Regions from separate parts of the Homo sapiens genome. Here region 2 is linked to region 1. A link is a loop called in an ENCODE intact Hi-C map of the cell type or tissue named here. Cell type or tissue: CD4-positive, alpha-beta T cell. All regions are shown on one strand. Links, peaks and the distances in the headings refer to the core of each region. The heading gives the core; the rest is flanking DNA. Region 1 overlaps MICB-DT (MICB divergent transcript). Region 2 holds the start of LOC124901300 (a long non-coding RNA gene).

Region 1 (14,608 bases), core at 3,684-6,183:
CAAATTCTGCGTGGGACCTTTCTGACAGCTGGAAGGTCCTCCCCCTCCCCATTCCTCACATGTGCCCTTCTTGCCCTGCCCCCTCCACTTTGTCTCCACTTCCTCATCCTTTTCCCTCTCCGGACCCCGCTCCTGAGTATCTCCCGCCTTCTTCAGAGGACTTCTCCTCATGAAGTACAGACTCCTCCACCTCCAGGAAAAAGAGACAAAGACCACTGAGAGGGACCTGAGAAATGCCTGTGACCCCACCCCTGAGGCCAGCCTCTCCCTCAGTGCTGGCTCTGGCTGTGTGTGTGTATGTATTTTGTTTTGTTTTGTTTGTTTGTTTTTGAGACAGGGTCTCACTCTGATGGTCAAGCTAGAGCAGTGTCCCGATCACAGCTCATTGCAGGCTCCAACTCCTGGATTCAGGCAATCCTCCCACCTCAGCTTCTCGAGTAGCTGGGACTACAGACTGGAGCCACCACACCCAGTATGTGTGTGTGTGTGTGTGTGTGTGTGTGTATTTTTTTCTTTTCTTTTCTTTTCTTTTTTTTTTTGGTAGAGACTGGGTCTTGCTTTGTTACCCATGCTGGTCTTGAACTTCTGGCTTCAAGCAATTCTCATGCCTCAGCCTCCCAAAGTGCTGAGATTACGGGCATAAACCACAACGCCTGGCCCCTGTGTGTGTATATACAAAGTCAAAGTGCTAAACCTGGCACCTAGGAAACATCCCCACCTTGGCATTGCTTGCAACAGTCGGTATTTTGTGCACCTGTGCTTTTGTTTCGGGAGCTGGGACAATTATATTCATCAGAACAGCACGGTGTTAAGGCCCTCACCCCCAGAAAGCTTAAGGGACACTGTTTTATGAAGGAGAGTGAGATTGGAGGAGCCCCTGACTCCAGGTCTCCTGATCCTTCTTACACAAAGCGATGCTGAAAAAAAGTGCAGGACACTCCATTTCCTCCTGGGACCAGACAGGGAAGCCAGAGCCACTGTGGATGTCAAATTCCAGCAAGGAAATACCAGTATAGCAAAATCTCCACATCACATTTTAAAGCTCACACAATGGCTCAAAGAGAACCAACATCAAAAAACCGAATTCCTAGCTCAGGTGAGATCACCAAATTTGCCTGTGAGGTTTTGTGGAATCTGCAGGTAGAAAGGACATCTTTATTTAGAGCTGCAGCCCAATTGCTCCTGCATCTTGGGGCCCCTTGAAAGGACCCTCTCCCTTCAACAGTGCATAGTGAGGCCATTTCTGGGGAGAAACGTAGACTGTCCTTGGACTCCTGAGGTTTTTACACTTACTTGCTGACTCTGTGGACTTTGACTTCATCATTAAACATCTTACAACGATGTAATTTGCTTTGACTGTAAGTGTAGAACAGGACACTGTTCCTGAAGCAGGAAACAAGGGACTGGTGACCTGAACTGCCACCCCCCTCCCTGGTGCTCAGATGTAATGAAATCGTGAGGCAACAAATCTATGGCCAGGTAAAGGGTCAACTCCATTTCAGCAAATGTTTCAGATGTTCCTTCCCGCCTAGTAATGTTCCAGCTTTACCCCAGCCTTAATCTTTTAAAATGTATATTTTCCTTGGTGTTATTTTAAAGTAATTCGTATGTATTTATTACACTGGGTTTGTTGCAGTAAGCCACCTCGAATGTTGCTGTAGAATTAAAGTAAGCAAATAAATGTGTGGTTCTCCACGGAGTTACTAACTCTTAAAAAAAAAAGTCCAAATGTCCATTCCCAACTCAGCTTCAAGGAAAGTCTCCTCTAGACTCCACAGGGTAGAAATTCCTGTTGATGGCACCTTCAGAAGGTAAGAAAGGAACTCGTCCTCCACCATGCCTGACCTATCTTTGGGTTTTAGGCATTGGCCGACTGATAAAGGCAACTCTGAGAGTACAATCCATGTATAGATGACCGATAGTCATATAATAGGAATCTCACCACACCTGAGAGAGTGGGATAGATTCCCTCATTTTCATAGTTTGGGCATCTGAGTCCCTGAGAGCCTGAATGCTTGACATGGATTCTCCAAGAATGTTGGCCTTGAGACTCTAAAGGGCCCCGGGTCTCCTGTGAAGCCCCCTGTGCATGCACCACACCCGCAGAGGCTCCACAACGGCGGGAAGAGCACCCAGGGTCAGAGCCCAGGCTAGTTCACACTCGGGGACCATCCACATCCAGGACGTGCAGAGGAGGGGCCGAGGTGAGAGCCCAACCCCTGCCTAGGCTGTGGTGACTGGTGGCTGCACGGGGGTCCCAGCGCTCCTGGAGCTATCATTCTTTATCTCCTGAAGACCCCGGACCCGCACATACAAAAACTCTGCATTTCTGGTGGAGCGGTCTTCTCTTTTGAGATGTAAACACTACTTCTCGAATCTTAAAGCCAGCCATTGCCACTCCTAAGGGATAAGCCTCTAACTCCACTGAAATTAGCCTCAGAATTTCAGCTGAGCATTTGGAGCCACAGGCAGGAAGTCTGTGGGATTTGTACCTGGCTGATCTGGAAGGTGGTCCTGAAAGGTAGTGTGTGACTAGGTGGGCTCTATCCTGATGAGAGGAGAACGAGACAGATGGGAAGTTTCCGAAAGTGAATTTCAGTGGGCCCTGTGCCCAGCACTAGGATTTGGAAAATCTTTTCCCAGCCATTTTTGGCCTGTGGGTTTTCATTCTGCTTTCCTGTCTGCCAAGCCATTCCAGGCAATCCCTTCATTTGGTAAACATTTATCAAATACCTACTGTGCGTGGGGCATTGTTTTAAGAGGAGCTGGAACTGAGGTAAGAGCAAATAAACCCTCCTTGCCCTCAAGGCGTGCCCAGTCTTGCTCAGGCAGAGATCAGTAAGGAAATCATAACACAAATTGAGAGAGAAAAAAGGAAGAAACTGGTCAGGCGGGCAGTTATGGTGGGTCCTCAGTTGAATTATTTCAAACAAAAGAACGGCCTGCAGGCACAGAGAAGGGAACTTGCACAGGGGGGCTTGCCTAAGACATGCCCACAGCTGCACAAATAAGAAAGGCTGCACAGGAGACTTGCCCAGACATGCCCGCAATGGAAAATTCTGTCCCCCGATACGTGGGCAGTCAGGGAAACAAAGCAATATGGAGTAACTCAAGCTAAGGGCCTGCATGGGCACTAGGAGGATGGGGTGGAGCTACCGGAAATTCGTGCCTTATGCAAATGAGACACCCAGCCCTCATCAGTTTCTTGTAAAAGCCTTTGCATTCAGCTGTAAAAATGGCAACCATCTTCCAAGTCCCCTCTCTGCAGGGGAGAGCTTTCTTCTTTTGCTTATTAAACTTTTGCTCCAACCTCACCCTTTGTATCCACGCTCCTTAATTCTCTTGGTGGTGAGACAAAGAACTCCAGGTAACACCTCACAAGGAGAGACTGAGAGGCTGCTACGTTGTGGTGCATTGGCAAGACTAACAAACTGGCTAGTGGGACATGCACACTTGCTTGGTAGACATATATGTAGATCTTCAGCTCTGACTAATGAAGGAATACCAAAAATCTCATAAAAGAAAAAAATATTATTTGAGCTTTGTTTTGTGGTGTAAGTGGGAGCCCCACAGGCACCCAGGATAGGAGAGCTTTGCTCAGAATCCAGGAAGTGAACATCTTTCCCTGGGCCAGGCCAAGAATGAGACTAAGCTGATTGAGGAGCCTGGTGCCTCCTGGCAAGAAAGGGTGTCTGACACCTGACTATCCAGAAGTCACAGCTACTCAATATTGAGACTTGAAACAGAGAGAGAGAGAGAGAGAGAGAGAGAGAGATCTGATTTGAAAAGCAGAATTCTGCTGGGGGCTTGTTAAATGCAGAGTTTCTGATACAGTAGGTCCAGGCCAGGCCCTGAAGATTGCATATCTAAGTTCCCAGGTGATGCCAATGCTGCTTCCCCCAGGACCACACTTTGAGAACCACCACCCTAAGGCAATCTGTGTTGGTTTCTAATATCAGAAGAGGGCTGGGAGTGGGCTGGGAGGCAGAGGTGTGGGATCAGTGAGAACACACCTGACCTACCCTGGACAGCTCCCCACCCCAATCTTGCAGCATTTTATTTCCTGGGAGTCCTGGGAATGGAAGACACCCAGGAAGGGACCAAATGTGGGGTCACAGGGTGATCCAGAGGCTCGGCTTCATACAGCACCTGGGGCTCCCGCCACTCCACAACTGGCCCCCACACCCTCAGTCTTCCCACCCCTCACGACACTGACCTCCAGACCTTCCTCGACTAATCTCAGCAGGTTGGGCCTGGGATGTGACACTAGGAGCTCTGAGTGTACCTTCTGATCCAAAGATAGGGTGACCGCGTATGACAAGTACTCAGATGGGCCATTAATAGGACCTTGAACATTTGGCAAATGGCTTCAGTCACGTGTGCTTGAGAATTCCAGTGTTTTCTAGATATGGCATCCATGAGCCCACACAAACACTGGAGGGCGTCGTGAGCATACTGAAACCCATAACTGCTGCACTGGATCCCCTAGAATCCCTTTCCCACTTAGACCAAGATTTGAACAAAATTTCCTTCACCAAACAAATTGCATTTAATTAATCATGCTGTTATTTTACCTTGTAATGGAAAAAAGATAGATGTAAAGAAAGATCATGCGATTAAAAAGAAAACAACGTACTGAATTAAAATGGCAGTAAACCTCCTTGTTAAAGGAATAATATAATATTTAGAAAATTTTTAAAATTTATTTTAATAAAGGTAAAAAAATTCTATTAGTTTTTAAAAGGTTTTTCATTTTGAATTTTTTTGGGGTTTGTTTGGTTGCCCTAGGAATTATCTTTTATTTCTTGATATAGTTCAAAATTCAAAATTCAAAATATTCAAAAGGTAAAATGTCTCTTTCTTACCTTGTCTCATCCCCAACAGGCAACCAGGGATATCTTCTTGCTTATTCTTCCAAATATATTTTATGCATATGCAAGCAAATATAAATGTGTATATATATCTCTTTGTCCCTTTTCACACAAATTTTAGCAGACTCTATATGTTATTCTACACCTTGCTTTATTTCTTCTTAACAATGTATCATGGAGACCATCCCATGAGGGAATATCAAGAGTTTCCTATGTCTTTCTTCTTTTGTGTTAAATGTTTGTAGACTCAGCCGTGTAGATATGCAGTGCTTGTTTGGGTTTTCTTAGGAAGGTAGGGAGGCCTCCTCATGTTACCCAGAGTGGAGTAGAGTGTATTCACAGGTGAATGCTACTGTGCCCAGCTTGCAATGCTTTTTTAACTAGTCCGCTAGTGACAGACATTTGGATTATTTTTTCTTTTATCTTTCATTTTCTTTCTTCTTTCCTTTTTGATTTTACAAACAGGGTTGCATCATATAATTCTGAATACAGTCATTTTTCAGGAATGCAGGTCTATTTTTGGACACATTTCTAGAAGTGGGACTACTGGGTGTATGCATTTTTAATTTAGACAGAAATTGCCATACTGCCTTTCCTGAAAACATTTCCAGTTTGCAGGCCCATCTGCAATATATCAGAGTACCTGTTTTGGTACCATTAGTTTTTTGATTATAGAAATATGTAGAGATATACATTTGGGAGCCATCTGTGTCTAGACGATATTTAAAATCCTGGGAGTGGAGGACACTAGAGTGATTGGGAGGCAGTAAAACCCCACAGTGCTCCAGCATCTACAGCAAAAGGAGCCAATGAAGGGGGACTGAGGCTGAGCAGCTAGTTGGGGAGGAAGATAACTTGACCTGTAAAATGTCAAAGAAGATTTTAAAGGGGGGAGTTGATACAACCTCTTCAGAGAACAATTTGACATCCTATAACATCACATGGTAAAAGCACAGTAATCCCATTCCTACATCCGTATCTTGGGGAACTCACACAGGGGACCAGAGAGAGATGACCCAGGATGTTCATTGTGGCAGTGTCTGTAACAGAAACAAGCTAAAGGTCGCGGACAGGAGAAGAGATAAATTGTGGGATATTCGTCTCATAAATGCTATCCAGCACTGAAAACAAATGAACTGTTTCTATGGGTGTGTGGGTTCACCTCATAGACCATATTAAACGATAAAGCAAGCCACAGAATGATACATTCAACAAAAAACAATTTTTACAAAGTCTAAAATCATGTCAAACGAAAGGATTTAAAAAACTTTGTAGGCCGGGCGCGGTGGCTCACGCCAGCACATTGGGAGGCTGAGGCGGGCGGATCACAAGGTCAGGAGACCGAGACCACCCTGGCTAACACAGTGAAACCCCGTCTGTACTAAAAATACAAAAAAATTAGCCGGTCGTGGTGGTGGGCTCCTGTAGTCCCAGCTACTTGGGAGGCTGAGGCAGGAGAATGGCGTGAACCCGGGAGGCGGAGCTTGCAGTGAGCCGAGATCCCGCCACTGCACTCCAGCCTGGACGACAGAGCGAGACTCCGTCTCAAAACAAACAACCAAAAAAAAAAAACACTTTGTAGCAATATAAAGGCATTCACCAAATTCAAGACATCCGCCACTCCCCACTGGCAGTCCAGTACTCAGTACAGTAGTACTGTACAGTACATAGAGTACTGTACTGTATGTGTTTCAGCGGAAACACATACATAACAGAACTGTGGAGAATCAGGGCTATCTGCATATATTTCTATTATTTTCTATGTATACTACATATAGCCAATAATATTAAAATGTTACAAATTGACAAACCTGGGTAGGGGCTTCACAAAGATTTCTTTTAATTCTCTATTCTTCCAGCTAGAACTACCTCATAATAACTAGCAGCAACATGGATGGAACTGGAGGTCAGTATGTTAAGTGAAATAGACCAGGCAAAGAAAGACAAATATCACATGTTCTCACTCACATGTGAGAACTGAAAAAAAGTTGATCTTATGGAGGTGGAGAGTAGAATAATAGTTACCAGAAGCTGGGAAGGGTGTGTGGGGGATCTGGGAGATAAAATGAGGTAGCTTAATGGGTACAAAGATACAGTTAAATAGGAGGAATAAATTCTAATATTCGATAGCACAGCAGGCTGGCTGTAGTTAACAACAATGTATTGTGTATTTCACAATAGCTATAAGAGTGGATTTGAAATTCACCCAACACAAATAACTGATAAATGCTTGAGGTGATGAGTATCCTAAATATCCTGACTCGATCATTTCACATTCTACACATGCATGAAAATATTATGTGTACCCCAAAGTATGTATAAATATTATATGCCAATAATTTTTATTAAAATACCAACAAGCTCAGTACAATAAGGAGTATTTTAAAATGATACAAAAATTATTTGTGTGATAATTTGGCAAATATTTCCTGTTCATTAACATCAATTTTTTCTCCTATAAGTATAAGGAGAATAATACCTAAATAGCATCAGAAGTGGTTGCTTTCCTGAAAGAGAATCCTTTTCCCAGTTAAAAATACAGAATCAGAATCACTAAAGTAAATAGGACTTTGGAGAACTACATAGCACTGGGTCTTGCTGCCCTGGGGCGGCCAGGCTCAGGGAGTGCTCACCTTCCAGGGAAAACTAAACTTCGGCTCCCTTGTTTTGGTAGTGTTCTTTTTTTTTTTTTTTTTTTGAGATGGAGTCTTGGTCTGTCGCCCAGGCTGGAGTGCAGTGGCGAGATCTTGGCTCACTGCAAGCTCTGCCTCCTGGGTTCACACCATTCTCCCGCCTCAGCCTCCCGAGCAGCTGGGACTACAGGCATCCACCACCACGCCCGGCTAATTTTTCTTTTTGTATTTTTAGTAGAGAAGGGGTTTCACCGTGTTAGCCAGGGTAGTCTCGATCTCCTGACCTCGTGATCCGCCCGCCTCGGCCTCCTAAAGTGCTGGGATTACAGGCGTGAGCCACTGCGCCTGGCCTTTGGTGGTGTTCTTATTGCAAGACCAACATTTCAAAATATCAACAGAGTCCAGCCAAAGGGTTGTATTCTCTTTTATTTCTTATAATATGCACCGCCAAGGATGGCGCAGACTCTTATGGGCTAAACTGTGTCCCTGTACACATATTTTGAGGCCAATGTTGACAAGATAGAGGGAGAAGATGGCCATCTGTAAGCCAGAGACAGGCCTCAGGAGCAATCAGCCCTGCAATACATTCCATCGTGGACCTGTAGCCTCCAGAACTGGGAGATAATACATTTCTACTGTTTAACTTACCCAGTCTGTGCCACTTTATTATGGAAGTCTTAGCAAATTAAAACAGAGATATCACCTTTTCTACCCTGCCCTACATATGAAAATGAGATTTTTCAAGAGTATGAATTATGTAGGATTCCAAAGCATAGAACGGATAGATTGAAAATTGACAATGGCAGGTGATGTAGAGTTTGGGCAGATGTAGGCTGGCTTCCAAGCCTCCGTGGTCCCATGGTCACCACACAAAGGTGGAGATGTTCTCATTCCTTTTCATTTTCACTTGGAGCAAAACATGTGGGTCCACACTGGTATATGATCAGAAGATATATTTAACTGATTTGAGATATTGAGGTAGAAAGTCTTGCTGTACTTTTATAGAAAGATGAATGATAATTATCATCACTAAAGGGGCTTTTAGGCAGGGTGTTGCTGGCATTATGTTTTCCTCCTACTTTTAAGGTGCATGTTCCTAAAAAAGCCCTGTCTAGGAGTAAAGGCCATCACTTAAATTTTTCTGTTTCTGCGGCCGGGCGCGGAGGCTCACGCTTGTAATCCCAGCACTTTGGGAGGCCAAGGCGGGCGGATCACGAGGTCAGGAGATCGAGACCATCCTGGCTAACATGGTGAAACCCCGTCTCCACTAAAAATACAAAAAATTAGCCGAGTGTGGTGGTGAGCGCCTGTAGTCCCAGCTACTCGGTAGGCTGAGGCAGGAGAATGGCATGAACCCAGGAGGTGGAGCTTTCAGTGAGCCGAAATCGCTCCACTGCACTCCAGCCTGGGTGACAGAGCAAGACTCCGTCTCAAAAAAAAAAAAAAAAAAAATTTTTCTCCACCTGTCAACTCATTGGTCCTCACTTCATTTCAGTAAGGTTACCGGAATGTCTGTGTTTATCCAGGATTCACAGATGAGTTTAAAAGTCCCTAGTGGTAGAGAGCTTCTCCCGAGGTCACATGGCAACCGAGTGTGGTGGAGCAATGACAGGCATGTGGCAACCTTGGTCCGTACTCCAGTTCTCTAGGTGCCATGAGAATTGCAGCCTTTGGTTCATTTTCTATTATTATTTTTTTTTTTCTGAATGAGTGAAGGAAAATGTGTGTTGAGAACAAAGTGCCAGAGACCTAAGTCCATTCCTTAAACCTGCAGGGTTGGGGCCTGGAGAGACAGAGGCTGCCACTGATTCTCTGAATTCCAGCTTCCCTTGTCAGTCACGCAGCTGAAAGCAGGAAGAAGCTTTCTCTTCTGCACTTGGAACAACAAGGTGAAGATGACAGAGAGTCCCACATCTACCATGGAAAAGGCAATGGTCCCTAAATCATGCCAAGTTTTCTAATGACATGTGTTTTCCCGCAACATGTAACTATATGTCCTCCCTTCAAGCACCAGTTATCACAGTACAAACACAGCAACAGCATAAAGGAATGACTACTGAGCCTGAAGCTCTGATGGATGCTCTGAGTTGAGACTTTGTTTTATACTTAGGTACCTGTGAGTCATTGCAGAGTTTTGCCTGACTCCACCATGACCCAATTTGATCAAGGTCTATATGCTATGAGACCTCTCTAGTTCCTCATCAGAAATTATAATGAATACCATGTCCAGCTCCTGAGGTGCCTGATGGCAACGAGCGGCAGCTCCTCTTGGGGCAACACTTTGGGGGTGACCAAGGCCTCACAGACCTCACTACTGCTGGGCTACATGGCCCAAGGCTCCTGGGCGCAATGGATCGGTGGTCTTGGATTCGCCTCGGACATTTAATGACATTTGTTCTTGGGCTTTCACAAGTGGTCTCTGGTTGAGATGGAAGGAAAGGACGCAGGGACACAAAATCTCTGACTGCCCAGGGACCCCCTCACCGTCCTCACTTCCACTCAAGACGACATGGCCGTTCCACTAAATTCCCGAGGACATGGCCAACATGAGTAACAACACAGGGAAGTGCCTTACACAGAGTTCCATGGAAGCCTGGCTAGTACCCTCTAGACCATTTACCTACACCTGTTGGGATCTCTCTAGCATGAAATGCTCCAGAGGCAGTCATGCCATAAGCTTGGATCCTCCAGCCATTGAGTGTGAGGGTCTTAGCCCGGTCTAAATGAGCACTGAATTCTAGAGAGACCAAGGGACTGTCTAAGTTCTGAATTCTGAGTCCTGAATCCTGGAAGTTGGCTTCTGGCCAGGGAGCAGGTGTTACTGCCTCTGATCCACAAAAGCAGCCCCACAGCTCAAGTTGCTCTTCTGGATTTCTCCCCTCTCCTGGTTCCTGGCCAGGCAAATCTTCACTGCTTTGTTAGCCCATCCATTTGCTCAACCAGATTTTTCAAATATGTATGTTTTCCTCCTTTTCCCATTGTACTCAGTGGAAGGAATGGTCTAAATTACCTAATCAGCAATTCCTGGAAACCAAGCCACCATGTACATACAATCTTATACGTTAATGTCACATACAAGAAAGAAAATGCAGAGGTACCAGTAGTGGCTACCTAAGCAGTGTAATGTAGAGGTAATAAAAACGAATTGTTGGATAGTATCTATCTATGCCATGAGTAAAATACATATCAATAAATTACAACTTCTAAGAAAATAATCTCTATATGTAATATATGACTATGACTCTGATAGACAAACCTCGGAGTATTGTCTGAAGACACTTCTCATCACCTTCACCTCATGAGCCAGATGGTGTGAAATGAGGAGCAGAGATTTGAAATGTGTGGCAAGCCTCTCTGCAAAGCAGCAGAGTAACATTCTACATGAGCGAATCAAAGCAATCTCACAAATGACATTGGATGTGCGGTGTGGGATGTGTGTCCTTATTATAATGGAGTTAATCCTTTAAGTAGGTAATCCTTTTACATGAACTGGATTCTAAATGACTTATTAGCTATCAATTAGCCAGGAATTTTTCCCTTTACTAAAAGAGAGACCCTGCCATGAACCAGCATTTCCCAGGTGGAGGTCTCTGGCAGACATCAACTTCTAACAGGGTAAATGTCCTGTTTCTTTAGTCAGGGAAAACTGACTTTCACAAGTGGTCTCTGGTTGAGGGATCCCATTTTGAGTGGGGCATTTGCCAAGTCACTTCTCCCTGTTCCTGCTGGGGCTGGGGATGATGAACCGAGTGAAGACACAAACTCTGAGAGGGAACCAGGCAGACAGGCAGACTGACAAGGAGGGCACTGCCTGGTCTAGTTACCATTCGCACCCAGTCAGAAGAGGTGAAGGGTGAGAGAGGAGGCTGCTGGGAACTGGAATATTAGCAGCCAGGAAGGCCAAGAAAGTGCAGGCTGACAGTATAGGCCAGAGGCTGGAGACCCTGGGAGGGAGCTTTGTTGTTCCCTCTGAGCCCCAGGGTGCAGGAGAGGGTCCTTTTCACCAGGGAGCTTCAGCCTTCAGGATGATTTCTGGGCTCTGCACTCCACTGATCCTCCATGAGGACTTTAAACAGCAAGATGAGGTACCCAGGGCCCTAGGAATCTGATTCTCATATACCCTGAAATACCTTTACTAAAAATATCATCCCTATGTTTTGCTTATTTCTTATAACATATAAAACATTAAGCCAAACCACTGTACAGAATTTATTAATATGTAGATATGAGGTGTCTGGTGACAGATCCTCCAAGTTATTTATATCAGAGGAAGAAAGTGGTCTGGCTGCATTCACAGATGAGAACAGCAGGGTAGCAACACTCAGGACCATGACACTGGGTGCTCCCAACCCCGAAGGGAAGCATCTCACTGTACACAGATGGCCAGGAGAGTGATCACAGGGTCCTGTGTTATCTCCTCCTCCTCCTCTCCTGGGTCCTGGGCTTCACTTCCTAATCTCAGCTGGTAGCAAAATTAACTTGGTATTCAAGACCCTTATGGCCCCTCTTCACCATAGCATCTCATCAGGTCTCTTTCCTCATAAGAATTTCAGCACAGGGGTGTACTCTAGAAATATCACCATGGAAGGGGTGGCAGAGGCAGCTCATCTCTAACTCCTCAAATAGAGAGGATGGAGCCACAGTCCTGTGCCTCACCCATCCCATGGTCCTGCCTCAAATACAGTCTCCTCCTGCAGGCTGCTGGGTCCTCTTTATTGTCATTCTCCAGATGGTGACAGGGTCCCAGGCAGACGTGCTCACAGCTTCCTTGGGGCCTGATACCAACAGGAGTTGAGGCCAGGGAGCAGCTTTGGGCTGTAGCGATCTTTGGATTTGAAGGTAGGGGATGGTGATGGGCTGCCCATAATGCTCTAGGTGTAAAGGCTGAGAGTGGCTGAGCTGAATCTGGTCATTACCATGTTCTCCACAGTTTGAGAGCTGCCTTGTGCAGACCAGCAAGACACAGATAGTTCTCAGCCCCCTTATATCTCTGTGGACCCTGACTTTTCTTCCCCCAGCTGCTGTCCTCCCAAGCACAGCCCCGGGAGGATGTAGGGAGAGGGACCCATTCCCCTGATGCCCCAGAACCCCTTTCATGTAATCCCAATATCCAGGCCTGGGGTCCCCTTCTTTGGATCGACCTTTCTTTTCTTGGAATGAAAGGGTTACAGGGTCTCCCTCCCAGATCTCCACTGTGACTCACTCACCCTAAATAGATGTCTTGCTCTACAGTTATCTTCTGCATAGTGTTTTCTGAAGATGTGATAAAATATTATAAGCCATTAATAAAACATGGAAGTTAGGTTCTCTTTTTGGATTCTGAGGATCTGCTGTGCTGGGGCAGGGGCAGGTGGGGAGAGAAGGGCAGGTGGAGGGGCAGGAGCTGAGTGGTGTGTGGCCTCGCTCTGTGCCCAGTAAAGCTCCTGCTGTGGTCATCTCTTGTGTATTTGTCTGGATCCCTCCATGTGCTGGGATTTGTGCCTGGTCTTTAGGGGCGGGTGCTGCTCCAGGTCGGAGGCCTCACACATCTCCAGGCTGAGCCTTTCTCCAAGTCCATGGAGGTCACGGGCTGAGAATGGCCAGTCCCACTCCTGCCTTGAGTTTCACTTTATTTGGCATATTTTTATATGTTGATCTGATCCTTCTCACAAGGGATGTTTATGAGCATTATTTCATAGGAGAGCCACTACCATCCCGCCGTGGCCATGCTCTGTCCCTGACACCAGGATCCTGGGTGCTTTGTTTTTGTTCTCCCCTAAAGTCCCGGGACAGCCTCTGCACGTGGGGCTTCTCAGATGACACAGATTGATGATTTCCACCTTAGCCTTCTTTCCTCTTCCATTTCCAGAATACTTCTATTTTTTTCTTTTATTATACTGTCAGATTTTCAAGTTAAGGGCTGGGCACAATGGCTCACACCTGTAATGCTAGCACTTTGGAAGTCCAAGTCAGGGGGATTGCTTGAGGCCAGGAGTGGAAGACCAGCCTGGGCAACATAGCAAGACCCTGTCTCTATGAAACAAATCGAATTAACACCATGAATACATGTGTTATTGTCATGTCATAAATAAATTCTTGTCACTTCTTCTGTGGGACAGTCAGGGTCCTGGCAGGAAAGAGATGACAAAGAAAGAAGACACACATTACAGAGGTGCTGGCAGGCCTAAGAAAGCCACAAGGGGTGCTGAAGCTCCCTGGGATGATCAGTGGCAGGAAACTGTTTCCATCTCTGAGTTGAAAGAACAAGGAAGAGGGAGCAGTTTCCAGAACTCACGGAAATCTGTAGCTTTCACTAGGGGCAGCCCTGCAGGCCTGTGGCTGTAGGTAGAGGACGGCAATGATTACAGAACCGCAGAGCTGTCCAAAGGGAGTGAGGGAAGTGAAAACCCTGAGTTACTTCTCCCCCCACGCTCCCATCTCCTGCAGGTGCCTGTTATCATCCACACCCAAGCAGAAGCAGGTGGTGCAGGAGCACAGGCCGTGCTGTCTCTGTGGTGCCCCCAGTGCAGGGGGCAGGATGGAGGAGAGTGAACCACAGCTCTGTGGAGGGGAAGCAGAGAATAATGCACTCACCTGCTTACGGTGTTCACATTCTTCAGGGAATTTACTTAAATATACCAGAGTTTGTTCTAATCCAAAAATATGACTTTAAAAAGAAGTATCTCACTTATAAATGCATAGCAGGTAGTAAAATTGAGTATTACCTCACTCTCCTTCCCTTTCCCCACATGGGACTGTATAACTCATAAATGAATAACTTGATTTATTATTATTTTTTTAAAATAACTTGAATTATTTGGGTGTAAGCCATAAAAGCAGAGTCTGGCTCAGATCAGCAAAGGGAAGTTGTTGGGCAGCTGGCGGTGCAGTTCACAGAATCACAGATACTTTCAAAGTACCAGGACAGCACCGAGGAGCAGGCGGCAAGCCCTGACCAGTCTCGTTGGACTAGACCATGGAGTGAAAGAATCGTCACTGATACTGATAGCTTGTGACTGCTGATGCTTTAAATTCTGAGACAGTTTACCCAAATGGCTTAGTTTAGATCTCATGCATTTCTTATTTTCTTGTGATTTAATTTCAGGGATAGAGTCAATATCTTCC
Region 2 (13,995 bases), core at 8,203-10,702, 99 kb after region 1:
ACCTCCAGGAAAAAGAGACAAAGACCACGAGAAGGACCTGAGAAACGCCTGTGACCCCGCCCCTGAGTCCAGCCTCTCCCTCAGCGCTGGCTCTGGCTGTGTGTGTGTGTATGTATTTTTGTTTTGTTTGTTTGTTTTTGAGACAGGGTCTCACTCTGACAGTCTGCAGTGTCCTGATCACAGCTTACTGCAGGCTCCAACTCCTGGACTCAGGCAATCCTCCCACCTCAGCTTCTCGAGTAGCTGGGACTACAGACTGGAGCCACCACACCCAGTGTGTGTGTGTGTGTGTGTGTGTGTGTGTTTGTGTATATATATACCCTTTTTTTTTTTTTTTTTTTTTGTAGAGACTGGGTCTTGCTTTGTTACCCATGCTGGTCTTGAACTTCTGGCTTCAAACAATTCTCATGCCTCAGCCTCCCAAAGTGCTGAGATTACAGGCATAAACCACAATGCCTGGCCCCTGTGTGTGTACATACAAAGTCAAAGTGCTAAACCTGGCGCCTAGGAAACATCCCCACCTAGGCATTGCTTGCAACAGTCGGTATTTTGTGCACCTGTGCTTTTATTTCAGGAGCTGGGACAGTTATATTCATCAGAACAGCACGGTGTCAAGGCCCTCACCCCCAGAAAGCTTAGGAGACACTGTTTTATGGAGGAGAGTGAGATTGGAGGAAGCCCTGACTCCAGGTCTCCTGATCCTTCCTACACAAAGCGAAGCTGAAAAAAAGTGCAGGACACTCCATTTCCTCCTGGGACCAGACAGGGAAGCCAGAGCCACCATGGATGTCAAATTCCGGCAAGGAAACACCAGTATAGCAAAATCTCCACATCACATTTTAAAGCTCACACAATGGCTCAAAGAGAACCCACATCAAAAAACCGAATTCCTAGCTCAGGTGAGATCACCAAAGTTGCCTGTGAGGCTTCGTGGAACCTGCAGGTAGAAAGGACATCTTTATTTCGAGCTGCAGCCCAGTTGCTTCTGCGTCTTGGAGCCCCTTGAAAGGACCCTCTCCCTTCAACAGTACATAGGGAGGCCATTTCTGGGGAGAAATGTAGACTGTCCTTAGACTCCTGAGGTTTTTACACTTGCTTGCTGACTCTGTGGACTTTGACTTCATCATTAAACATCTTATAATGATGTAATTTGCTTTGACTGTAAGTGTAGAACAGGACGCTGTTCCTGAATCAGGAAACAAGGGACTGGTGACCTGAACTGCCACCACCCTCCCTGGTGCTCAGATGCAATGAAATCGTGAGGCAACAAATCTATGGCTAGGTAAAGGGTCAACTCCATTTCAGCAAATGTTTCAGATGTTCCTTCCTGCCTAGTAATGTTCCAGCTTTACCCCAGCCTTAATCTTTTAAAATGTATATTTTCCTTAGCGTTGATTTTAAAGTAATTCGTATGTATTTATTACACTGGGTTTGTTGCAGTAAGCCACCTCGAATGTTGCTGTAGAATTAAAGTAAGCAAATAAATGTGTGGTTCTCCAAGGAGTTATTGCTAACACCATCTTAAAAATGTATTAACCCCAAATCCAATCACTTCTCACTCCTCTACTGCCTCCTCCCCAGGGCCATCCTCTCCAAGATAGTAAACCAGAAGGCCTTCCAGCTGGGCTGCCTGCTGACTCTCACACCCGCTGTCCATCACCCACACAATAGTCAGAGTGAGCATTTCAAATGGGAATTAGAGCTCATCCTCGCCTCCGCGTCCCACAGACATGCCAGCCTCTTCCCTTCTTAGCACAGTGAAACCCCAGTCTCTCACTATGTTTTACAGCCCCTCATCCCTCATCACAGGATCCTTCTGGCCACTCTGGCCTCATCCCACCCCTCTCGGCCCAGCTCATTCATCTCCACTAACACTGCTCAATCCTGTCTCAGGCACCTCCCACTGGAACTCCCCAAGTGCACCTGCTCCCCAGGGATCCAAAGGGATCCAAAGGCCCCTCACACCATTCAGGTCTCTGCTCAGACGTCCAGTGTTCAAATTCCCAGGAACATCTTGATCAACAGACTATATCTCCTACCATCCTCACCACCATCAACCTTCTAGCTCAAGCATATTTTCTCCATAACAATTATCACCGGTATTAGAATTGTTTTCATTTGTTTCATTGGTTGTCATGTTCTTCGAGGCAGGGACCTTGTCTAGTCACCACTTGGATTTCCAGCATCTAGAAATCCAAGGACAGAGAAGGGGCTCAATAAATATGGGTTGAGTAAATGGGTGAATATAATTGGTACACTGCTTTTTTTTTTTTTTTTTTTTTTTTTTGAGACAGAGTCTCTCTCTGTCACCCAGGCTGGAGTGCAGTGGCATGATCTCGGCTCACTGCAAGCTCTGCCTCCTGGGTTCACACCATTCTCCTGCCTCAGCCTCCAGAGTAGCTGGGATTACAGGCGTCCGCCACCACGCTTGGCTAATTTTTTGTATTTTTAGTAGAGATGGGGTTTCACTGTGTTAGCCAGAATGGTCTGGATCTCCTGACCTCGTGATCTGCCCGCCTGGGCCTCCCAAAGTGCTGGGATTACAGGCGTGAGCCTCTGCGCCCAGCCGGTACACTGCTTTTGAGAAGTAATTTGATAATATGTATGAGAAGGCTTAAAAATATTCATGCGGCCGGGCATGATGGCTCACGCCTGTAATCCCAGCACTTTGGGAGGCCGAGGCGGGTGGATCATGAGGTCAGGAGTTCGAGACCAGCATGGCCAATATGGTGAAACTCTGTCTCTACTAAAAATACAAAAAGTAGCCAGGTGTGGTGACGTGTGCCTGTAATCCCAGCTACTTAGGAGGTTGAGGAAGGAGAATCTCTTGAACCCAGGAGGTGGAGGTTGCAGTGAGCTGAGATCTCGCCACTGCACTCCATCCTGTGTGACAAAGCGAGATTCCGTCTCAAAAAAAAAAAAAAATTTCATGCCTTTTGACCCAGTAACTTTTATTGAGAAATCTGTGATTTTAAAACAAAATCCAATATATAGAAAGATCTTTAGGTATAAGGATATTAATTACAATAATGAAAAAAACATGCAAAAGAAGAGTGGCTAGGTCCTCTGTTTGGAAACAGCCTACAGCTGGTGAAAGCTGTGTGTAAGAAGATTTTGTAATATGATAGAAAGTTGTGTATTGATAATAAAGTTTTGAAAAGCAAGATTCAAAATAACTCATAAGCATGACGACACTAAGTCATCCTGCACAGTCACCCGCATGCACAAAAACCAGGAGTGGAAACTCAGGGGCAGCTGCAAAGCACAGCTCCAGGCCCCTTCCCTCTGAAGTCTGAGGCTCTGCCAGGCAACGTTTCATCCCGATCCTCCCAGTGGAGACACTGGCAGTTTCCATCCTTCTGCTTCTTTATACCTTTTTATATTTTCTGTACTTGAGATTTTACTTCCTAAGAAGATAAAATACCTATTAGAAAGTTTTAAAAATTTGAAATAAAATTTTAAAGAAGTCCAAACGTCTGGCCAGGCGCATTGGCTCATGCCTGTAATCCCTGCACTTTGGGAGGCCGAGGCGGGCAGATCACGAGGTGAGGAGTTCGAGACCAGCCTGGCCAACATAGCGAAACCCTGTCTCTACTAAAAATACAAAAAATTAGCTGGATGTGGTGGTGGGTGTCTGTAATTCCAGCTACTCAGGAGACTGAGGCAGGAGAATCGCTGGAACTCGAGACGCAGAGCTTGCAGTGAGCCAAAATCGTGCCACTACACTCCAGCCTGGGTGATAAGAGCAAAACTCTGTCTCAAAAAAAAAAAAAAAAAAGTCCAAATGTCCATTCCCAACTCAGCTTCAAGGAAAGTCTCCTCTAGACTCCACAGGGTAGAAATTCCTGTTGATGGCACCTTCAGAAGGTAAGAAAGGAACTCGTCCTCCACCATGCCTGACCCGTCTTTGGGTTTTAGGCATTGGCCGACTGATAAAGGCAATACTGAGAGTGTGATCAATGTGTAGACGACCGATTGTCATATAATATGAATCTCACCACACCTGAGAGAGTGGGATAGATTCTCTCATTTTCATAGTTTGGGCATCTGAGTCCCTGAGAGCCTGAATGCCTGACATGGATTCTCCAAGAATGTTGGCCTTCAGACTCTAAAGGGCCCCGGGTCTCCTGTGAAGCCCCCTGTGCATGCACCACACCCGCAGAGGCTCCACAACGGCGGGAAGGGCACCCAGGGTCAGAGCCCAGGCGAGTTCACACTCGGGGACCATCCACATCCAGGGCGTGCAGGGGAGGGGCCGAGGTGAGAGCCCAACCCCTGCCTAGGCTGTGGTGACTGGTGGCTGCACGGGGGTCCCAGCGCTCCTGGAGCTATCATTCTTTATCTCCTGAAGACCCCGGACCCGCACATACCAAAATTCTGCATTTCTGGTGGCGCGGTCTTCTCTTTTGAGATGTAAACACTACTTCTCGAATCTTAAAGCCAGCCATTGCCACTCCTAAGGGATAAGCCTCTAACTCCACTGAAATTAGCCTCAGAATTTCAGCTGAGCATTTGGAGCCACAGGCAGGAAGTCTGTGGGATTTGCACCTGGCTGATCTGGAAGGTGGTCCTGAAAGGTAGTGTGTGACTAGGGGGGCTTTGAGGGGCATGGATGTCCCTGATGAAAGGAGAACAAGACAGATGGGAAGGTTCCAAAAGTGAACTTTAGGGGGCCCTGTGCCCATCACTAGGATTTGGAAAATCTTTTCCCAGCCACTTTTGGCCTGTGGGTTTTCATTCTGCTTTCCTGTCTGCCAAGCCATTCCAGGCAATCCCTTCATTTGGTAAACATTTATCAAATACCTACTGTGTGCAGGGCATTGTTTTAAGAGGAGCTGGGACTGAGATAAGAGGAAATAAACCCTCCTTGCCCTCAAGGCGTGCCCAGTCTTGCTCAGGCAGAGATCAGTAAGGAAATCATAACACAAATTGAGAGAGGAAAAAGGAAGAAACTGGTCAGGCGGGCAGTTATGGTGGGTCCTCAGTTGAATTATTTCAAACAAAAGAACGGCCTGCAGGCACAAAGAAGGGAACTTGCACAGGGGGGCTTGCCTAAGACATGCCCACAGCTGCACAAATAAGAAAGGCTGCACAGGAGACTTGCCCAGACATGCCCGCAATGGAAAATTCTGTCCCCCGATACGTGGGCAGTCAGGGAAACAAAGCAATATGGAGTAACTTAAGCTAAGGGCCTGCATGGGCACTAGGAGGATGGGGTGGAGCTACCGGAAATTCGTGCCTTATGCAAATGAGACACCCAGCCCTCATCAGTTTCTTATAAAAGGCTTTGCATTCAGCTGTAAAAATGGCAACCATCTTCCAAGCCCCCTCTCCGTGGGGGAGAGCTTTCTTCTTTTGCTTATTAAACTTTTGCTCCAACCTCACCCTTTGTATCCATGCTCCTTAATTCTCTTGGTGGTGAGACAAAGAACTCCAGGTAACACCTCACAAGGAGAGACTGAGAGGCTGCTACGTTGTGGTGCATTGGCAAGACTAACAAACTGGCTAGTGGGACATGCACACTTGCTTGGTAGACATATATGTAGATCTTCAGCTCTGACTAATGAAGGAATACCAAAAATCTCATAAAAGAAAATAATATTATTTGAGCTTTGTTTTGTGGTCTAAGTGGGAGCCCCACAGGCACCCAGGGTAGGAGAGCTTTGCTCAGAATCCAGGAAGTGAACATCTTTCCCTGGGCCAGGCCAAGAATGAGACTAAGCTGATTGAGGAGCCTGGTGCCTCCTGGCAAGAAAGGGTGTCTGACACCTGACTATCCAGAAGTCACAGCTACTCAATATTGAGACTTGAAACAGAGAGAGAGACAGAGAGAGAGAGAGAGACAGAGAGAGAGAGAGAGACAGAGAGAGAGAGAGAGACAGAGAGAGAGAGAGAGAGAGAGAGAGAGATCTGATTTGAAAAGCAGAATTCTGCTGGGGGCTTGTTAAATGCAGAGTTTCTGATACAGTAGGTCCAGGCCAGGCCCTGAAGATTGCATATCTAAGTTCCCAGGTGATGCCAATGCTGCTTCCCCCAGGACCACACTTTGAGAACCACCACCCTAAGGCAATCTGTGTTGGTTTCTAATATCAGAAGAGGGCTGGGAGTGGGCTGGGAGGCAGAGGTGTAGGATCAGTGCGACCACACCTGACCCACCCTGGACAGCTCCCCACCCCATTCTTGCAGCATTTTATTTCCTGGGAGTCCTGGGAATGGAAGACACCCAGGAAGGGACCAAATGTGGGGTCACAGGGTGATCCAGAGGCTCGGCTTCATACAGCACCTGGGGCTCCCGCCACTCCACAACTGGCCCCCACACCCTCAGTCTTCCCACCCCTCACGACACTGACCTCCAGACCTTCCTCGACTAATCTCAGCAGGTTGGGCCTGGGATGTGACACTAGGAGCTCTGAGTGTACCTTCTGATCCAAAGATAGGGTGACCGCGTATGACAAGTACTCAGATGGGCCATTAATAGGACCTTGAACATTTGGCAAATGGCTTCAGTCACGTGTGCTTGAGAATTCCAGTGTTTTCTAGATATGGCATCCATGAGCCCACACAAACACTGGAGGGCGTCGTGAGCATACTGAAACCCATAACTGCTGCACTGGATCCCCTAGAATCCCTTTCCCACTTAGACCAAGATTTGAACAAAATTTCCTTCACCAAACAAACTGCATTTAATTAATCATGCTGTTATTTTACCTTGTAATGGAAAAAAGACAGATGTAAAGAAAGATCATGCAATTAAAAAGAAAACAACGTACTGAATTAAAATGGCGGTAAACCTCCTTGTTAAAGGAATAACATAATATTTAGAAAATTTTTAAATTTTATTTCGATAAAGGTTAAAAAATTCCATTAGTTTTTAAAAAGTTTTTCATTTTGAATTTTTTGGGGGTTTGTTTGGTCTCCTTAGGAATTATCTTTTATTTCTTGATATAGTTCAAAATTCAAAATTCAAAATGTTCAAAAGGTAAAATGTCTCTCTCTTACCCTGTCTCATCCCCAACAGGCAACCAAGGATATTAACTTCTTGCTTATTCTTCCAAATATATTTTATGCATATGCAAGCAAATATAAATGTGTACATATATATCCTTTGTCCCTTTTCACACAAATTTTAGCAGACTCTATATGTTATTCTACACCTTGCTTTATTTCTTCATGAGGGAATATCAAGAGTTTTCTATGTCTTTCTTCTTTTGTGTTAAATGTTTGTAGACTCTGCCGTGTAGCTATGCAGTGCTTGTTTGGGTTTTCTTAAGAAGGGAGGCCTCCTTATGTTACCCAGAGTGGAGTAGAGTGTATTCACAGGTGAATGCTACTGTGCCCAGCTTGCAATGCTTTTTTAACCAGTCCCCTAGTGACAGACATTTGGATTATTTTTTCTTTTATCTGTCATTTTCTTTCTTCTTTTCTTTTTGCTTTTACAAACAGGGTTGCAACATATAATTCTGAATACAGTCATTTTTCAGGAATGCAGGTGTGTTTTGGACACATTTCTAGAAGTGGGACTACTGGGTGTATGCATTTTTAATTTGGACAGAAATAGCCATACTGCCTTTCCTGAAAACATTTCCAGTTTGCAGGCCCATCTGCAGTATATCAGAGTACCTGTTTTGGTACCATTATTTTTTTGATTATAGAAATATGTAGAGATATATATTTGGGAGCCATCTGTGTCTAGATGATATTTAAAATCCTGAGAGTGGAGGACACCGGAGTGATTAGGAAGGTAGTAACACCCCAGAGTGCTCCAGCATCTACAGCAAAAGGAGCCAATGAAGGGGGACTGAGGAGGAGCAGCCAGTTGGGGAGGAAGAGAACTTGACCTGTAAAATGTCAAAGAAGATTTTAAAGCGGGGAGCTGATACAACCTCTTCAGAGAACAATTTGACATCCTATAACACCACATGGTAAAAGCACAGTAATCCCATTCCTACATCCATATCTTGGGGAACTCACACAGGGGACCAGAGAGAGATGACCCAGGATGTTCATTGTGGCAGTGTCTGTAACAGAAACAAGCTAAAGGTCACGGACAGAAGAGATAAATTGTGGGATATTCCTCCCATGAATACTATCCAGAACTGAAAACAAAGTAACTGTTTCTATGGGTGTGGGTTCACCTCATAAACCATATTAAATGATAAAGCAAGCCACAGAATGATACATTCAACAAAAAACAATTTATACGAAGTCTAAAATCATGTAAAACAAAGGGATTTTAAAAACTTTGTAACAATATAAAGGCATTCACCAAATTCAAGACATCCGCCACTCCCCACTGGCAGTCCTTGCTTTACTCAGTACAGTATCGACTGAAACACATACATAACAGAACTGTGGAAAATCAGGGCTATCTGCATATATTTCTATTATTTTCTATGTATACTACATATAGCCAATAATATTAAAATGTTACAAATTGACAAACCTGAGTGGTGGCTTCACAAAGATTTCTTTTAATTCTCTATTCTTCCAGCTAGAACTACTTCAGCTAGATCAAGTGGTGGCAGTGATCTGCAAAAGTCAGAGGTCACAGTTACCATGACAACCCCAACAGAGCAGGCAAGGTTGTGCTTGACCTGCAGGGAGTGTGGGGAAGGTTAACAGAGGGCAGTGTCCCAGGTTCAGAACAGAAGGACAGCCAGCAAGGGCGCTGCTTGATATCTATGAAAAGAAAGCAAGAATTGAGGAGCAGGAGGCTGAGGGTGTTTGATCCAAGACAAAGTCATAATCTGTTCTCAATGCCTAGACCTCACCTAACTTTCAGATTCAGATCCCAATGACAGAGGAGGGGAGTCCATATCCCTAGGAGGAAGAACCCTGGAACACCCTGGGAGTATATGCTGGGTCAATTCCCTGAACTCTTCTGCAAAGGAACCTACAGCCATTTACACAGGAGACTGTACACCGGGAAAGGGAAATAGGCAGAATTTGGGTGAGTATTGACTTTGTGTGTGAACTAACATTGATGCCCAGATTCCTACAGCACCATCGTGTCCCATCACAGAGGGGCTTCCAGAGGCCAGGACACATTATAGCTCACAATCCCGTAGTCCCAGCCCTGTTTAGTTCCCTATTCCTTGAGTGCATAATGGCATTGATGCACTGGCAGCTGGAGTGACCCCCACACCGCGTCTCTAACCTGTGGATTAATGGCTCTTATTGCGCTGAAGGCTAAAGGGAAACCTCTGAAACTGCCCCTATCCCAACCGAAGCGATATTACGTCCCAGGGCAGGTCTTGGAGGTTATTGCAGGTATTGTGGGGGGTAGCACCACCATTAGAGAGCTGTAGGAGGTGGGATAGTGCTGGAGTTGCCTATTATCTCCGTGTATTCTGTCCTTGCAGAAGCCCAATAGGACCTAAAGAATGAACAGGATTACTTCAGACTTGACCAAGTAGTGGTCTTGATTGCAGCTGCCATGCTGGCTGGATATCACTGCTAGCAGAAGTTAATGAGGCTGCAGGCCAATGGTGTGCAGCCGAGGATTTGCTGAGTGCATTCCTTTCCAGCTAGAAAGTGGATATGGAGTTATTCACATTCATACCACATTTATTTACACTTTCCCTGAGAGCTATTATAACTCTTCTGTCATCTGTAACATAGTCTTAAGAGATGCCGGACATTCTACAGAATATTAAATCTGTTCATTTCATTGGCAACATCATAGATTGGGATGGATGAGAAAGAAGGTGGAAAGTATGCTGGAGGTCTTGGTAAAACACATGCACCCCAGAAAGAGGAGGATAAATCTTACAGAAATTTAGGAGTGGCAACTGCAGTGAAATTTTATGGGTCCAGTGGCTAGGTGCATGCAGAGATATTTCTTCCAAGTAAAAACAAAAGAAAACAGAAAAAAAAACCCGTTGCATCTTTCATCTTCAGTGAGAAAAAAAAAAAAAAGAGAGAGAAGCGGACTGCCTGGTGAATCTCTTTGGGTTCTGACAACACCACATTCCACATCTAGGTATATCATTTTGGCCACATTTTGGGTGACATAGGAGGATGCCAGATTCAAGTGGAGCCTACACAGGAAAGGACTCTGCAGCAGATCCAGGCTGTGGTGCAGGCAGCCACCATCCCTCAGACCCCCTGGTGCTGGAGGTGGCAGGGCTGGGGAAAGATGCAGGATGGAGTGAACTGAGCATCAGTGGGGAAAGTCACAATGGAGGGCCTGGGATTCTGGAGTAAGTTCATGTCATCCACAGCAGAAATATATGCCCCCTTCTCGAAGCAACTTTTAGTGTTGCTGGCCCTGATCAGATAGAATTCTTGACCACAGGACACTGAGAACCACGTAATTCCAAGTGGTTGTATGAATTGGCTTCTGTGTGACCTACAGAGTTATAGATTGGACAGGCCCAACAGTGTCCATCATGAGATGGAAATGGTCCATGTGGAATGAGCCCAAACCCCAAGTTAACACCCCATCTGCCCAGAAAATACCTGCCCCTGAGGTGGCACTGAACAACCAAGCAGACAAATGGAAGTTAGCCAGCCTTCACTGGGGGCCATCTCAGGCCTTGCAGGGTGGGAACATGCATGCAGGAATCACAATAGCTCCCTTCATGTGCCCATCCTTCCAGGTCACTCAGTGGCCTTGGTCGGTGGGAGTCAGTGCTGCTGGACCCATAGGTAGCCTCCAAAAGGTGAGACTCCCACCTACCAAGGCCGAACTAGCTGCTGCCACCTCTGAATATCCAACTTGTCAGGATTAGACACCCGTGATAGGCCCTGATGTGCCCTGCTTAGGCACTATTTCTTTAGGTGATCAAAGTGCCACTAAATGACACATTGACCACATTAAGCCTCATCATGGAAGGGCCAGAGATTCATCCTCACTGGGACAGAAACTTCCTCCATGGGTAGGCTTTTTCCCCCACTATTCTCAGACTCTCAGCCAGCACCACTGACATTCCTGATCCACAGGTTTGGAATTACTCTCAGCACAGCCTCTTCCTGGGGGACCCACCTCACAGGGAAATGGAAGTGGGTGCAGCATGGACCATGACCAGGGGATCCACTGATCCTATCACCATCTGCACCCTGCGGGGGCTGCCGGCCACACAGAACATTGGACAGGCCTTCAACAGGCACAACTCAGAACCAGCTTGGAGGAAACACTGAGGAATGGGTGCCATCTTTCAGGGCACGGTGCATTTATTGAATCAGAGACATCACTACGGTGCTGTATTCTCAGTAGGAAGAAACTTGGGTCCAGAAACCAAGGGATGGAAGAGAGTGTGGCTGCATGTCCCATCCCTTATATTCACCCACTGTGGAACTTGGACTTCTCATATCCCAAATCTGGGCTTTGTAGTATAGGAGGTCCTGGTTTTCCACAGGGAGGCACTCAGACAAGGGGACAAACAAGAGCCCATTGAGCTACACATTACAGTTGCCCACAGGACTGTATGGGCCTAGAGACAAGCAGGGAAGAAGAGCACTCCCCTCCTCTCCAGGCAGGAGTGATGGACCCTCATCCCCAGGACGAGGCAGGGCTGCTGATACACAGTAAGGGCAGGAGGAGTTTGTGTGGAACCCAGAGATTCACTTGGGGGCCTCCTTGTTTCCCTTGTCCCATTGTAAATGTGAACAGAATCGTCCAGCAACCCAGTCTGACAGCGTTTGATTTCCAAAGGCCCAGACCCCTCAGGAGGAAGATTGGAGCCGCATTTCCAGGAAATTTCCCAAGGCCTCCCTCCCGTGCTCTGTCATTCTCAGCAGCATTGGTGCAGAGGCCCTGCTTCCCATGGGCTGTTCCCAGCCACTGACACGTAACAGCAGGGACACTAAGACAGACCATTCCTGGGCAACAGGAGACTCCTCTGTTGGCCATCTGTGGCTGGAGGACTCCTCCATGGCCTTGCTCAACTCTCCTCAGATTGCCTGTGGTCTAGGATGCGTCCAACAACCCTTCTTTCCTTTTGTCCAGGACTGGAGTCGGCCTTGCCTCTGGATGTGCCACTTTTCCCAGGGTTCTCTGGCTCCCTCCCCATATTCTCTGACAGGTGTGTCCCCCAATAAACCTTGTGAGAGGCCCTGAGCCAGAAGCACTCAAGGAAATCTCTCCCAGATTCCTGACCACTGGAAACTGTGGGAGATGATAAGTATTTGTTGTTTTGGGTTGTCAAACTTCATGTTATTTATTATACAACAATAGACAATAGCGCTTCAAAAGAGAGAATGAATTACTACACTTTAATTTTTATTTATTCTAAATTAACTAAAAGATATTCAGTGTTATTTGGTTTTAAGATTTCAGTATTTCCATGTATCAATAGGATGTATTTTATTAACATTCACAACAACCTATTTATTTGAACTTCAGTTTCCTACCACGACCCAATTAAACACAAAAGGAAGATCCTGGCTATGCGAGGATGATTCAGTGATGGCCCCCACATAACCACCCCTGGTGATTCACCTTCCCCAGTTACTCAATCAACACTACTGTAGGTGCCGCTGTGAAGGGATTCTGCAGATATAAGCAAGGTCCCAAATCAGTTGACTTTAAGACCATGATTATCCTGCCTTGGACTGTCCTAATCAGGTGAGCTCTTAAAACAACTTATTTCTTCTTCAGCAAAGAGATTCACAGTGTGAGCGAAATTCAACGTGAGGGGCTTCCTCCGCTGTGAGCTTTGAAAATGAAGGGGCCATGTGGCAAAGGATATGACGGGCTCCAGGAATTGAGAACAGCTCCACCCCACCTCCACCTGACAGCTGCCCAGGAACAAGGACTACAATCCCACAACTGCCTGAAACTGAATTCTGCCACCAAGCTCTGTATAAGCTGGAAGGAGGACCCCAGCCTCAAGATGAGGACACAGCTTCGTGAAATCCTGAGCTGAGAATCATTCACACCAGGCCTGGATTTCTCATTAAGGAAATGTAGAGAAATAAATGGGTGCTGTGTAGAGCCAGTGAGTTAGTGGTAATATGTTATGCAGTAACAGAAAATTCATACATAGACCAACAGATAAGCATATAACATTTTCTCGATTGGAATAAATTAGTGAATTGAAATGTACACTCCTTGTATAAGATAAAATCTTTCCTAATTTTTTGTATTCTTCATTTTATAATGTTTATGCAATGCAATTACATTTTAATACAATCATATTCATGAATTCACCAAAGACCAAAGCTAACTTTGTATCTACTATGTACCAAGTATGTCTTTACATACCGTGCAGTTGGTTCAGTCCTCACACCTGCTTTCTTCATGTTTCCTGCCCTGGGTCTGCAGTCACAGTTTTGGAAACTTCTCTGGGGTCCAAGACTAGGGGGTTCCTCTAGGACCTCATGGCCCTGTCTCTTCCCTAGCCCCTCACAGGATGATTTCTTCCCAGAGGCAGAGAAGGAGGTGCTCAGGCTGTGTGTAACTATGGGAGACGGATGTGGAGGAGCTCACCTATGCCATAATTCCTCCTCTCCCACATCTCCTGCAGGCTCTGACCGGGTCCTGTTTTTGTTCTACCCCAGGCAGTGACAGTGACCAGGGCTGTGATGTGTCTCTCACAGCTTGTAAAGGTGGCGTCCTGGAGGGCCTTATGTGGAAGGGGGATGGGGTACAGGGGACAAGACTGGATTACGGTGATTCTTTGGGACACTTTGAGTGTGTAGTGGGGAGTTCAGAGTGTTACGCTTTATGGCCACTGACCTGAATTTGTTCATGACTATTGTTTTCTGTAGCCTGAGGCAGCTGTCTTGTGAGGGACTGAGATGCAGGATTTCTTCATGCCGCCCCTTTGTGACTTCAGGAGCCTCTGGTGTCTCTTTCTGCAAAGGCATCTGAATGTGTCTGTGTCCCTGTTAGCCTAGTGTGAGGAGGTGGAGAGACCAGCCCTCCCCCATGTCTACCATGACCCCCTTCCCCATGCTGAATTAGCTGACTTTACAAAAAGAAAATTACCATCAATAATGTGGATGGGCCTCATCCGATCAGTAGAAGACTCTGAGAGCAGAAACTGAGGT

The links. Hi-C counts contacts between places; a loop is a spot of excess contacts. Peaks named below come from ENCODE experiments on the same cell type or tissue, not always from the same donor. Only the 100,000 strongest peaks of a DNase experiment are listed, where the experiment ranks them.
Region 2: it touches region 1 in a loop (12-fold over the local background); 21 of 110 quality-filtered maps call a loop at or near these places.

Annotation. Positions count from the first base shown.
Region 1 is chr6:31,476,029-31,490,636 of GRCh38, reverse strand. It overlaps MICB-DT (MICB divergent transcript), which reads left to right. Exons shown (of 2, transcript NR_149132.1): 2 at 9,279-10,719. Among named protein-coding and RNA genes, the nearest start is that of MICB-DT, 11 kb to the left of the region's middle. RefSeq lists enhancers at 1,690-2,399, 2,400-3,110. In CD4-positive, alpha-beta T cell, for the core only: no CTCF peak of the experiment used is centred there; no DNase peak of the experiment used is centred there.
Region 2 is chr6:31,381,797-31,395,791 of GRCh38, reverse strand. It overlaps LOC124901300 (a long non-coding RNA gene), which reads right to left and starts at 10,535. Exons shown (of 3, transcript XR_007059542.1): 1 at 10,462-10,535; 2 at 8,444-8,529; 3 at 7,934-8,018. MICA-AS1 (MICA antisense RNA 1) reads left to right here. Exons shown (of 2, transcript NR_148222.1): 2 at 575-1,503. It also overlaps the pseudogene HLA-S. In CD4-positive, alpha-beta T cell, for the core only: no CTCF peak of the experiment used is centred there; no DNase peak of the experiment used is centred there.